Regions from separate parts of the Homo sapiens genome. Here region 2 is linked to region 1. A link is a loop called in an ENCODE intact Hi-C map of the cell type or tissue named here. Cell type or tissue: heart right ventricle. All regions are shown on one strand. Each heading gives the region's core, and the rest is flanking DNA. Links, peaks and the distances in the headings are about the cores only. Region 1 overlaps VEPH1 (ventricular zone expressed PH domain containing 1). Region 2 overlaps LOC101928236 (a long non-coding RNA gene).

The links. Hi-C counts contacts between places; a loop is a spot of excess contacts. Peaks named below come from ENCODE experiments on the same cell type or tissue, not always from the same donor. Only the 100,000 strongest peaks of a DNase experiment are listed, where the experiment ranks them.
Region 2: a loop joins it to region 1, with 2.1 times the contacts of the local background. A loop is called at or near these places in 1 of 110 quality-filtered maps.

The regions. Positions count from the first base shown.
Region 1 is chr3:157,367,288-157,372,673 of GRCh38, forward strand. All of the region lies in intron 7 of VEPH1 (ventricular zone expressed PH domain containing 1), which reads right to left. It overlaps LOC101928236 (a long non-coding RNA gene), which reads left to right. Exons shown (of 10, transcript XR_007096141.1): 8 at 4,116-4,445. Among named protein-coding and RNA genes, the nearest start is that of PTX3, 67 kb to the right of the region's middle. In heart right ventricle, for the core only: no CTCF peak of the experiment used is centred there; a DNase peak (open chromatin) is centred at 2,994.
Region 2 is chr3:157,202,277-157,207,662 of GRCh38, forward strand. The region is part of intron 2 of LOC101928236 (a long non-coding RNA gene); the gene reads left to right. Among named protein-coding and RNA genes, the nearest start is that of CCNL1, 45 kb to the left of the region's middle. In heart right ventricle, for the core only: a CTCF peak has its summit at 2,257 (motif pointing right); no DNase peak of the experiment used is centred there.

The DNA of each region.
Region 1 (5,386 bases), core at 182-5,181:
CAAATAGATGGGAGGCTTTGACATCTTATAGCCAGAAGATTCTAAATGTTTACTCCCATTACAAATGAAACCAAGATAATGCTATCTCTAGATGCTATTTTACAAACCATGATGATTGCCAAGGTTAATTTTAAAAAATCTAATGGACTTACCACACAAGAAATTTTGGGGAGTATTTATTTTCTATCCACATTAGTTCATGTATAGTCATGAAACTAAAATATTTCTCTGGTTCCATGGAACCTAATCACCCTTCAAAATTAAAAGATGCCTTTATTTCAAATATTTCTATAGCTGGGGTCATTAAAACTTAAAAATTTGTAAAGCATAACTTGTAACCCAAAATGTAAGTATTAGATATTGAGCATTATATAAATGTTTTAATGTTTTAATTTTTAAGTTTTTAGAGATGGGGGTCTTGCCATGTTTTCCAGGCTGGCCTCAAACATCTGGGCCCTAGCAGTTCTCCTATCTCAGCCTTCTGAGTAGCTGGGACTACAGGTGTGTGCCGCTGTGCCTGACTATACAGATTTTTAAACTTCAAAACATATGAATTGTTAGAGGAAAATTTCTCATGAATTTATAATTTTTTTCTTTCTGTCTAAAGCTCTGGCTTATATCAGTTACAATAATCACATTTTCTTCAAAAAAACTTCAAATTTCATAGATTATAGAAAATGTCCTAAGATAATTTTATTGGATCAGTTTTTTATTCTTAAAAAAGTTTCATATTTATGGAAATCCTTCTTTTGTTTGTTGTACTCTTTATATCAGTTTCACCATCTATAAAATGCAGATAATAACTGTACTTAACTCACGGGGTTGGTAGAATGATTAAATGACAGAACCAACATGAAGCAGTGTTCCTAACACATAACAAGCAGTCATCACATGTTAGATTTTATTACTGTCAGGCTGTAGGAGGGGATGGCCACTTAAGCCCCTTTCCGTGCCTGTGTCTCCAGTGACCAGATATTGGTTAGCAAGCCCTGCAGCCTGGATGCATCAGAGCTTTAGTAGCTGGAAGCAGCCTTCCTTCATGTTCAAGTTGCTTTATAGCATTACTCTGATGAGATGCTGGGCATGACACTCACTGACCCCAAGAGGGCAGGTTGGGTGCCTCAAGGGTAAGGATTCTCAGTGAAAAACAGGACACTCAGCCAAATCTGAATTTCAGATAAACAATAAGTTTTTTGTTTGTTTGTTTGTTTGTTTGTTTTTTGAAACTGAGTCACGCTCTGTCGCCCAGGCTGGAGTGCAGTGGAGTGATCTTGGCTCACTGCAAGCTCTGCTTCGCGGGTTCATGCCATTCTCCCACCTCAGCCCCCCGAGTAGCTGGGACTACAGGTGCCCGCCACCATGCCCGGCTAATTTTTTGTATTTTTCGTAGAGATGGGGTTTCACCGTGTTAGCCAGGATGGTCTCAATCTCCTGACCTCGTGATCCTCCCGCCTCGGCCACCCAAAGTGCTGGGATTACAGGCGTGAGCCACCGAGCCTGGCTAACAGTAAGTATTTTTAAGTGTAGGTATATCCCTAGTGAAATATACTAAATATATATTATACTTGACTACAATTATTATACTAAAAATACTAAGAAATTATTTGTTATTTAACTGAAATTCAACTGGGTGTCCTGTATTTTTATTTGTTAGACTTGGCAAAGCAACTCTGGGATAAATCCCTGCTGCACTGTGGGCAGGGACCTGTACAACCCATCTGGTCTGGCACAGTGCTTGGCACACACAGGACCTGGAATTTTTGTAGAATAAGTGAACTGAGACCACATTGTTGTCTGAAGTCAGCCTGCCACCCACCTCTAAACAACAACAACCACCACAAAACACAAAAAACAAAACAAACAAATAACAACAACAACAACAAAAACCAAATGAAAAAAAAAAAAAAAAAAAAAAAACCTCCTGAGGTCTACCAGATGCCCATGAGAGACTGGCCACTTCTCCTGGCCCTTCAGGGTTTGGGGATGGCACAGTGCTATTTGGTAAACATGAAATGTGGAGAGAAGCAGGGAGCAAGAGTAGAGGCAAAAAGAGTAATTTGCAAGGGAACAAATATGAAGAATGAAGAAGCAACAATAAAATGTCTGGGATAAAGAAATGCTCTCTAGATCTAAGGCTGATGAGAATTCTCACCGCAAAGACTTTCTCTTCTGCACAATCTCCCTTGGTTTTATGATTTAGATTTGTAGAGCACAGAAGTCAGTGGACTGGGGTGGTAATGAAGTCATTGAGGCAGCCAAGGTCTCCAGATGGGTCAAAGGGAACTTTCTGTTTCTGGCCATCAATCCACCTGGGCATGCCACAGAACTTTGCTGGCAGGGAGGTAGGACAAATTTCAATTCCAATAAATTGGAAGGTCAGGAAATGGTAGATAGAGGGTTTGGGTTTATCATAAACATTCCCTTTCCTTTACTTCTTTTCCTCTTGCTTTTAAAATTTAATATAAAAAGATAGAAGTATTTTGTTCGAAACAAAGTTTTTGAACAAAAAGTTCAAAAACCAAGATCTTTTCCTGAGATAAACTTCTGCTTCCCTCCTAGAGCAAGGAAACACATCACAAATGTGAAAGTGCTGGCAGATCCATGGGTCCTGTATGTGTTTACTCATAGAGTGGTGGGGGCAGGGGCCAGTGGATTGGGCTCACTTAGGGGGTTGTTATTTCTTTTCCATTTGTCACTTTTGACCCCAGAGGTAATTTTACAGAAATCTTTGCCAGAGTTCTATAATCCCCTAAATATTAACTTGGCCTTAACTCAACACACCACATTACAAGAGGTTCAGATAATTTCTAGTCTGAACAGTTTCTGGTCTCTGTTGCCAAAGCAAAGTTTTTAAAAGTACATCTAGGGATTCCCAGGGGGAGGCCTAATTACCTCCCTCTTGTGTGAACGGGGACTTCCCTTAGAAACAAATTGGCCCTTGGGCTGCTCGCTGCTCTCACTAAGCGGGGAGATGAGACTATAAAGCTGGCAGGGGGTGGAAAGATTGGCAGCCTCTCTTCCTGGCTCCTTAAATCAAAGAAAAATAATATTAGTTAATGTTTGATGATCTTGGCCTACAATTCCATGTCCAGGATATGTACTCCTGCAGAGTTAAGCTTGTTAAAGGAGAAGTAGGAGAATGCAATGGACTAAATCCACATTGGAGTCCTGAATTCTTAGAATGCTACGTTCCTTACTCTTCAGTAATCTCTTGGGTCATCAGTCATCATAGAGAAGATCCCCCAACTTCACAGTGCTAGCATCTGTTTTGGGACTGCAATAAATAATGCTGCTGGAACACCTAAGCTGGAATGTTAAGGGAAAGGACAACAATAAGACTCAGTTCTTGGTATCTATTCTGCCTCTGACCTGCTCAGTGGGCAAAAGCAGAGATGGGCAGGTACCTAGTTATGTGGGGATCAGAATGTGATCATGCCAATGGTAGAACTCTGCTAAAATGAAATAACTCCATGGTTTACTTCATTTACACAAAATTTTAAAAGAGTTTTCAAAAGGAGACAGTTGTGGGGGAAACTGACTGAACAGAATCTTATGGGGAAAAGCTTAGGTTCATAACTCCAATTTCATGTTTATTAGTGATGCTATAAAACTCTTAAGGACTCTAAGTTTTATTTTTGTTATATAAAAATGGGATTGATATTACATCATCAGATTGCTGAAAGCATTGTATAAGATACTGGATTTGACAGTGTTGCTCACATAGAATGGGCATGAAAAATTCAAGGCATGGTAAAACCCTGAGTGGCTGCTGCTTAATGTGGACATTTGACACTGAAAGAAGGAGGTTTGCGCAAGTGTTACCAATCCTAGAAGATATGCTTTTCCTGCTCAAAGCCAGGGAGGACTATAAAATCCCTCCTCTTACTGCAGTATCTTAAACAGTGCGTACTAAAAGAGAGGGACTCTCCTACTCCATGAGCATACAAGAACTGGGATATAGAAATGGCCAATTAAAAATAAATCCCTGTACTTGAAATATGAATTCTGAGCAACTGCAGACAGAATTTCCTGAAATTAGAATGAAAATATAAAAGCCATGATACAAGGAAGGGACACTTCTAATTCAGATGCCCAATCATTTGCTCACTTTTCAGTTATTTAACCAACATGGGAGAGAATAAGACACGGAAAAGGGATCAGCAAAAAGTGCAAAGCCCCTGCTTTTCCTACTCAAAGTGAGATCCCTGGACCAGCGGCATCAGCATCACCTTGGAGCTTGTCAGAAGTGCAGAATCTCAGGTTCTGATCCCAGATCTACTGAATCAGAATGTGCACTTTAATACGGTCCCCAGGTGTCCAGTGACACGTTCAAATTTTGAGAAGCGATGGCCCAGACAATGAAATAAGAGAATCTGAAGTGGACCAGGGCAGAGGCCTTTTTCCTCAAGCAAGGCTGCTGAGGGTTTCACTAATTCTGTAGTAAGGTAAGACTTAATCTGTGGATTATTTGGAGTTGGTAGGCTTTGCCTTTTATCCTTTTGGGGATACATTCCGAGGTAAAGGTACATTTTCGGGTTTTGCTGCTGGCAGATACTGGTTCAGATGGACCCCGAATCTTTAGATTCCTGAGACGACTGGGCATATCAGGTGAGCAGTAGCCTTAACAGAAGACGGCCGCCCCATCCTAATGAACTGCCACCCAGATATAACACAAGTTACAAAATCACTCTGTAAATTATAAAGGACTGTAAAAAACGTAGAGTAGGAATATCATCAAAGCACTGTCAATCAAGAGGGAGACCTGTAAGGCAATGTGCTCTTCTTTGTCTAGGCTGACTTTATCGTCTGGGCACAGGAGCAAGCAATAGGGTCTGGCCATGAGGATTAAAGAGCTAAGACATTGTCACTCTTGGCATTTGACACTGGAAGAGCAGGAAAAATGGTTAAAATTTTCCTATTTGATACATCTTCTCATAGTCTTCATCTCAAATATGATACTGTAACCCAATTTTAATTGATAGAAACATAGTTACCCAGAAATGGAGGATATACTTAATCAAAAACACATCAATAACTGACCTGGGGATAGAACTCCTACATAAAATTCTGTGATTCAATTCCTAGTCTACCTAGAATTCAGCCCTTACCTATAGCAAAGTTTATCTAACAGCCTTCAGGCTGCCAACTAATGAAAAGCCTATCTTTTGCTTTATGATGAATATGAATAATATTAAGAACCATTTTTCCTCAACTGTAACCCATCTTAGAGTAGCTGTATCTCAACCATGGCCACACTGGTGTGTGTTCATCACCTTTCATTTATTAAATCTCTTTCCTTTAGGTCCCAGAAGAAAGTTTAGGGAATAAAATATTAGGTATTAAAGAGAGCTCTCAGACTTAGTCTGGGTCCAGCTGTATCCAACAT
Region 2 (5,386 bases), core at 115-5,114, 170 kb before region 1:
TGCATGCCTGTAGTCCCAGCTCCTCGGGGAGGTTGAGGTGGGAGAATCACTTAAAGCCAGGAGGCAGAGTTTGCAGTGAGCCGACATTGCACCACGGCACTCCAACCTGGGTGACAGAGCGAGACCTTGTCTCAAAACCAACCAACCAACCAACCAAACAAAAAACCCAAATAGCACCCATAGTTATAATTTACTATTTTGCCATTGAAAAATTAAAGCATATATGTAATGTTAGGAAGCTAATATAGGACCGTATTTTAATCATTGATAGACAGAGGATTTAAAGGATCAGGCTTCAGTCTTAGCAAATGAAGTAGCTGTGAGAGAGACATATCATTTGTCCATAAGTAAGTGCCATGCACAAGCACATTAGTATGATTATAATAATAGTGGCCTTGAGAGCAGCAGCCAACATAGATTAAATGCTTATATGCCAGGTACTGTTCTGCATGCTCTGCTTGTATTAATTCATTTGATCTTCACAATAACCTAATGAGGTAGGTATTGTGGTTGCACCCATTTTATAGGCAAATTGGGGCACAGAGTGGTTAAATTTCATGCCCACTAGAGAGAGGCCGAATAGGAATTGGAGCATTTGGAGTATCCTTTGGTCTTTTAGCTGGTTTGGATTTTGGGTAGTGCTTTGGTGGAAGGATCCTCAGAGAATCATGAAAGACCCTTTAATATAACAAGGACACAGTCAGCACTTGATCATCCTATGATCTAGGCAGAGTCTAGATCTAGGCAATGCTCTAGGAAGAGTCTGGGAATGTTGGCTCAAGGATGAGGCTGTGCAAACAAGGCTCTCTCTGGGTCCCTGGCAAGAACAGCTTTGGTTAGACCTACCTGCTCTTTTGGCTCTGTGGGGGTAAATCATCTCTGGAGAATTGAGAGTGGATTTTGCTTTTGTATAATTGTGGTCTGGGGTTATTTGTAACGTCTTTCTCTCTCTGTTTAGATCATAGAGTTGATTGATTTGAGTGCAACCAAACTAGCTGTGGTCATTCAATAAATAAGACACCATTAAGCATTTTTCTTCTTACTGGTCACAGATATGGTTCTATTCTTTCACTTTGGACATGTGATCATATAAAGCCTTAAGGATAAGAAATTAGGTTACTACCTCACATAGGGATTTGTTGATTGTATTGTATTGCATTATTGTATTGTATTTATTTATTTATTTTGAGACAGAGTTTCACTCTGTTGCCCACGCTGGAGTGCAGTGGGGCAATCATGGCTCACTGCAGCCTTGACGTCCCAGACTCAAGCGATCCTCCCACCTCAGCCTCCCAAGTAGCTGGGACTGCAGGCATGTGCCACCACACCTGTCTAGTTTTTTTAAAAAAAATTTTTGTAGAGGGGTCTTGCCATGTTGCCTAGGCTGGTCTCGAAGTCCTGGTCTCAAGTGATCCTCCCACCTTGCCCTCCCAAAGTGCTGGGATTATAGGCATCAGCCACTGCACCCTGCCTGCTTTATTAATTTTAGTGAGCCTCACATACAGTTTTCAAAGTCAATAACCATGGGTTTATTATCCTCAATTTACAGATAAGAAAACTAGGATGAAAGAGATTACGTGGTTTGCCCAAATTCACATGATATATGGCTATAGAAGTAAGACTAGAACCTAGGCATTTCATTGAATATGCTAAACACACATATACACACTCATTTTTCTAGGTATATAGTATTAATATGTGCATATGTATAAATGACAATGACAATTGAGTATTTAAACATTTCAAGATGTGAACATGAAAATTATGCTAATTCTATTTTTTTAAAAATAGAGACTGAGTTTCACTCAGTTGCCCAGGGTGGAATGCAGTGGTGTGATCATAGAGTTGTAACCTTCAACTCCTGGGCTCAAATGATCCTCCCACCTCAGCCTCCACGTAGTCTCCTCAGTAGCCAGGACTACACGTGCATGCTACCGTGCCCTACTAATTTTTTAAATTTTTTGTAGAGATGGACCTTTAATTTCAGTTTTGTCATCTATTCTGTACTTTCTCAGTTACTATTAAAAGATCTTCAATAGGACAGATAATCAAATCATCTATATAACATAAATAATTTAAATGTTTTACTGACTAAAAGACAGAATCTAGGTAATCTTTCAAGGCTTACTCTAGATTTCTAGTTTTATTAGTTTTTAATTTAAGAAATTTATTAAGGATTTCTTTTCATAAGATGATATACCTTTACAGCAGTTTAACAAGCTTATCATGCTTCATACAATTTATCCAGAAGGAGGCAGCATTTTACTATTAAATTGATGCTTCCGCAAAGGTTCTAAATTGTTTTGTTTTGTTTTTTAAAGATGTAAACTATCTAAATACACACACCCTAAATCCTTTCAGGGCAAAGATTCCTGACTATCACTAGAGCTTTGCATATTGCCACAACTGTGAAATCCAAATTCCACTCAGATTAAATGCATCTAAAATTACAAATAGCATAGATAGTAGCAAAATTCATTGGCAGAAACCATTTTTGCAATAAAGATATTGATCAAAATAATTTAGAGTTGAACAGAAGATGGAGTAGAAGGGAAAATGAATGATTCAGTTGTTGCTAACTTGTAGAAAATAAGTATTTGGTTAATAAGAGATCAACTTGTTGAAAAAAATTTGATTCACTCAGAAACAAGGATAATGAATTAGTTTTAATCATCTAGCTAAATTCATAAATGGGACTTGCTGTTTCTTTTGATGTTTTTATTGAATCATAGGATCTTTAGAAAGAAACTTGAAATTTCCTGTGGCATATTTCAGTGATTGCTGGTCAGAACTCATTTCATCTATCACGGAAAATGAGAGTCTATCTGCTTTCAGAGGATTAGGAAGAAGGGAATTCCACCATGATAAGGGAAATTAAGTTATGAGAATAACAGGATGGCAGAGGGGCCTTTTTCTGTTGCCCTGTATTTGACACAGAGCCCAGAGCTAAAAACAGTAACTGGGGTCTGGTGCTTTCTCCAGAGTATTCCTAAGGGGCTAAAGAACTATACACCAGTCCCCACCCACCTCCTCTGTCCCTTAACACCCTGTCCTTGGGGAGTAAGTAGGGTGGAGTGATTTCCCCCCTGCCATCACTAAGGGGCTGCTTCCCACTCCCATTTCCAAGTGAAGAAAGAGACTGTCCCCATCGTGACCTCTACTTAGGCATAAGATTTGCTAGGCTATTCATTCTACTAGAGCAGAGGAGATGCAAGCTAGGAGAGATGGGTGATCAGAGAGAAGAGGCTACAGTGGAACAGTCAGCTTGCCTGTCCATTATGTGGCATGGCCAGGGTGCAAGAAATTCCTTAGGGCAAGAGGACATATGGAAGGCAGGTGCCTTCGAGCCAACTTGCTGTAACAACATCCTCCCTTCCCAGGGCTATGCACCATGACTTGGAGTGTATTACTGGGGATACTTGAGGGAGTGGATGGGAAAGACCCAGCCATAGCTCAGTCTTCCATATGGGGGTGTGCAGTGGGAAGACACCCCCAGGGCCCTCTGACTGGCTCTCACATGTGCTCCAAAAGGTGGACTTGAGAGGCCGGCACTCACACTCAGGGTTTTCTGGAGAAGCAGAGCGGCGGGCAGAGTGAGGGCCACAGCTGATCCTGTTGGGTGGAAAGACCCTGTCCCTTTCCTTCCCACTCTTCCTGACTAAAATACTCGAGCAGGGCATAGGAGAGGGAGGAGGAGGGGTATCTCAGAGCCCGCACTCCCCCTCACCCATCTTACTTCAAACAGCCGGGGTCCTGACTCAAGCGTTCTTTGGAGTGGGAGGAGATGGAATTTAAATGGAGTTTGAAATTGAAGTTTTAGTTGGTTTTTTAATAACCAAAAATGAATAGAAAGTGATGCAATTTTGGCCAGGGGCAGTGGCTCATGTCTGTAATCCCAGCATTTTGGGAGGCCAAGGCAAGAGTGTTGCTTGAGTTCAGGAGTCCAAGACCAGGCTGGACAACATGGCGAAATCCCGTCTCTACAAAAAATACAAAAATTAGCCAGAAGTGGTGGTGCACACCTGTGTTCCCAGCTACTTGGGAGGCTGAGGTGGGAGAATCACTTGAATCCCTGAGGTTGACAGTGCAGTGAGCTGTGTTCATGCCACTGCACTTCAGCCTGGGTTACAGAGCAGGAGACCCTGTCTCAAAAAAAAAAAAAAAAGATGCAATCTGTCTAGGATGCCATGGAGAGATGGGAAAGGGAAGTATGGAATTTGGATAAAGGGTTAGGAAAAAGTTGAAAGATTTCATATTTATGATCCAGTAAGTAGAGCTAAATTGGCTATATAAGTATGTAATGGTAATGCTATTTAAACACTAATATAATTTTTATTTTTCCTAATTCCTGTTCCTCCTCCACCCTTCATCATTAAGGCTTATTTAACAGGGAAAGAAAGGACAGTATCAAAGAAGTTCTGAGGGAAATCAAGATGATCAGTGTTCCTTAACCAACAGAAAGAGAAAATAGATAACCGTTTTAGTTTTTAGGAAGCTGTGTGTGTATGTGTGTATGTGTGTGTGGTGTGGGTGGGTGGGAAGGACAGACATTACACACACACACACACACACACACACACACACACACACACACATACTCTCACACTTTGTAACTCTGTACCCAGGACAGGGAGAGGAAGGAGAGTGTAGGGGAAGAGACAGGGAATATGTGGTCAAATAATTGGATCCTGATTTTCTCCTCATACCTACTTGGCCAAAGGAGAAACAGAGTTTTAAAAAAAGGTCTTTTGGTGGGGGCTATATTCCCAGAGCGAGGAGGTTTGTGTCTAGTTTCCCTAGATACAGGCTAGGAAAATTTCAGGCCTTCCAGGAGAATCAAAATATCTAACACGGAACCCCACAGGCAGTGAATTAGACATGGCTGCAGATGGCATCTAAGCAGAGAGAGGGTCAAATATAGAGCCCCAATATCACGAATCATCAGATAAATGCAAGACAAAACCATGGTGAGATATCTTCTCACATGAGTCAGAATAGCTATAACTTGAAAGTCCAAAAATTACAGATGTTGGCAAGGTTGCAGAGAAAAGGGAACACTTATACACTGTTGGTGGAAGTATAAATTAGTTCAGACCCTATGGAAAGCAGTTGGGAGATTTCTCAAAGAACTGAAAACAGAATTGCCATTTGACCCAGCTATGCCATTGCTGGGTATATATATACCTAAAGAAAAATAAATGGTCCTACCAAAATGACACCTGCATTCATATGTTTATCATAGCACTATTTACAATAGCAAAGACATGGAATCAATCCATGTGCTCATCAATGGCGGATTAAATTAAAAAATGGGTGCTGTGTGTCCAGGCTGTAAAAAAAAAAAATAAAGACAAAAATAAAAATTAAAAATTTGGTACATATACAC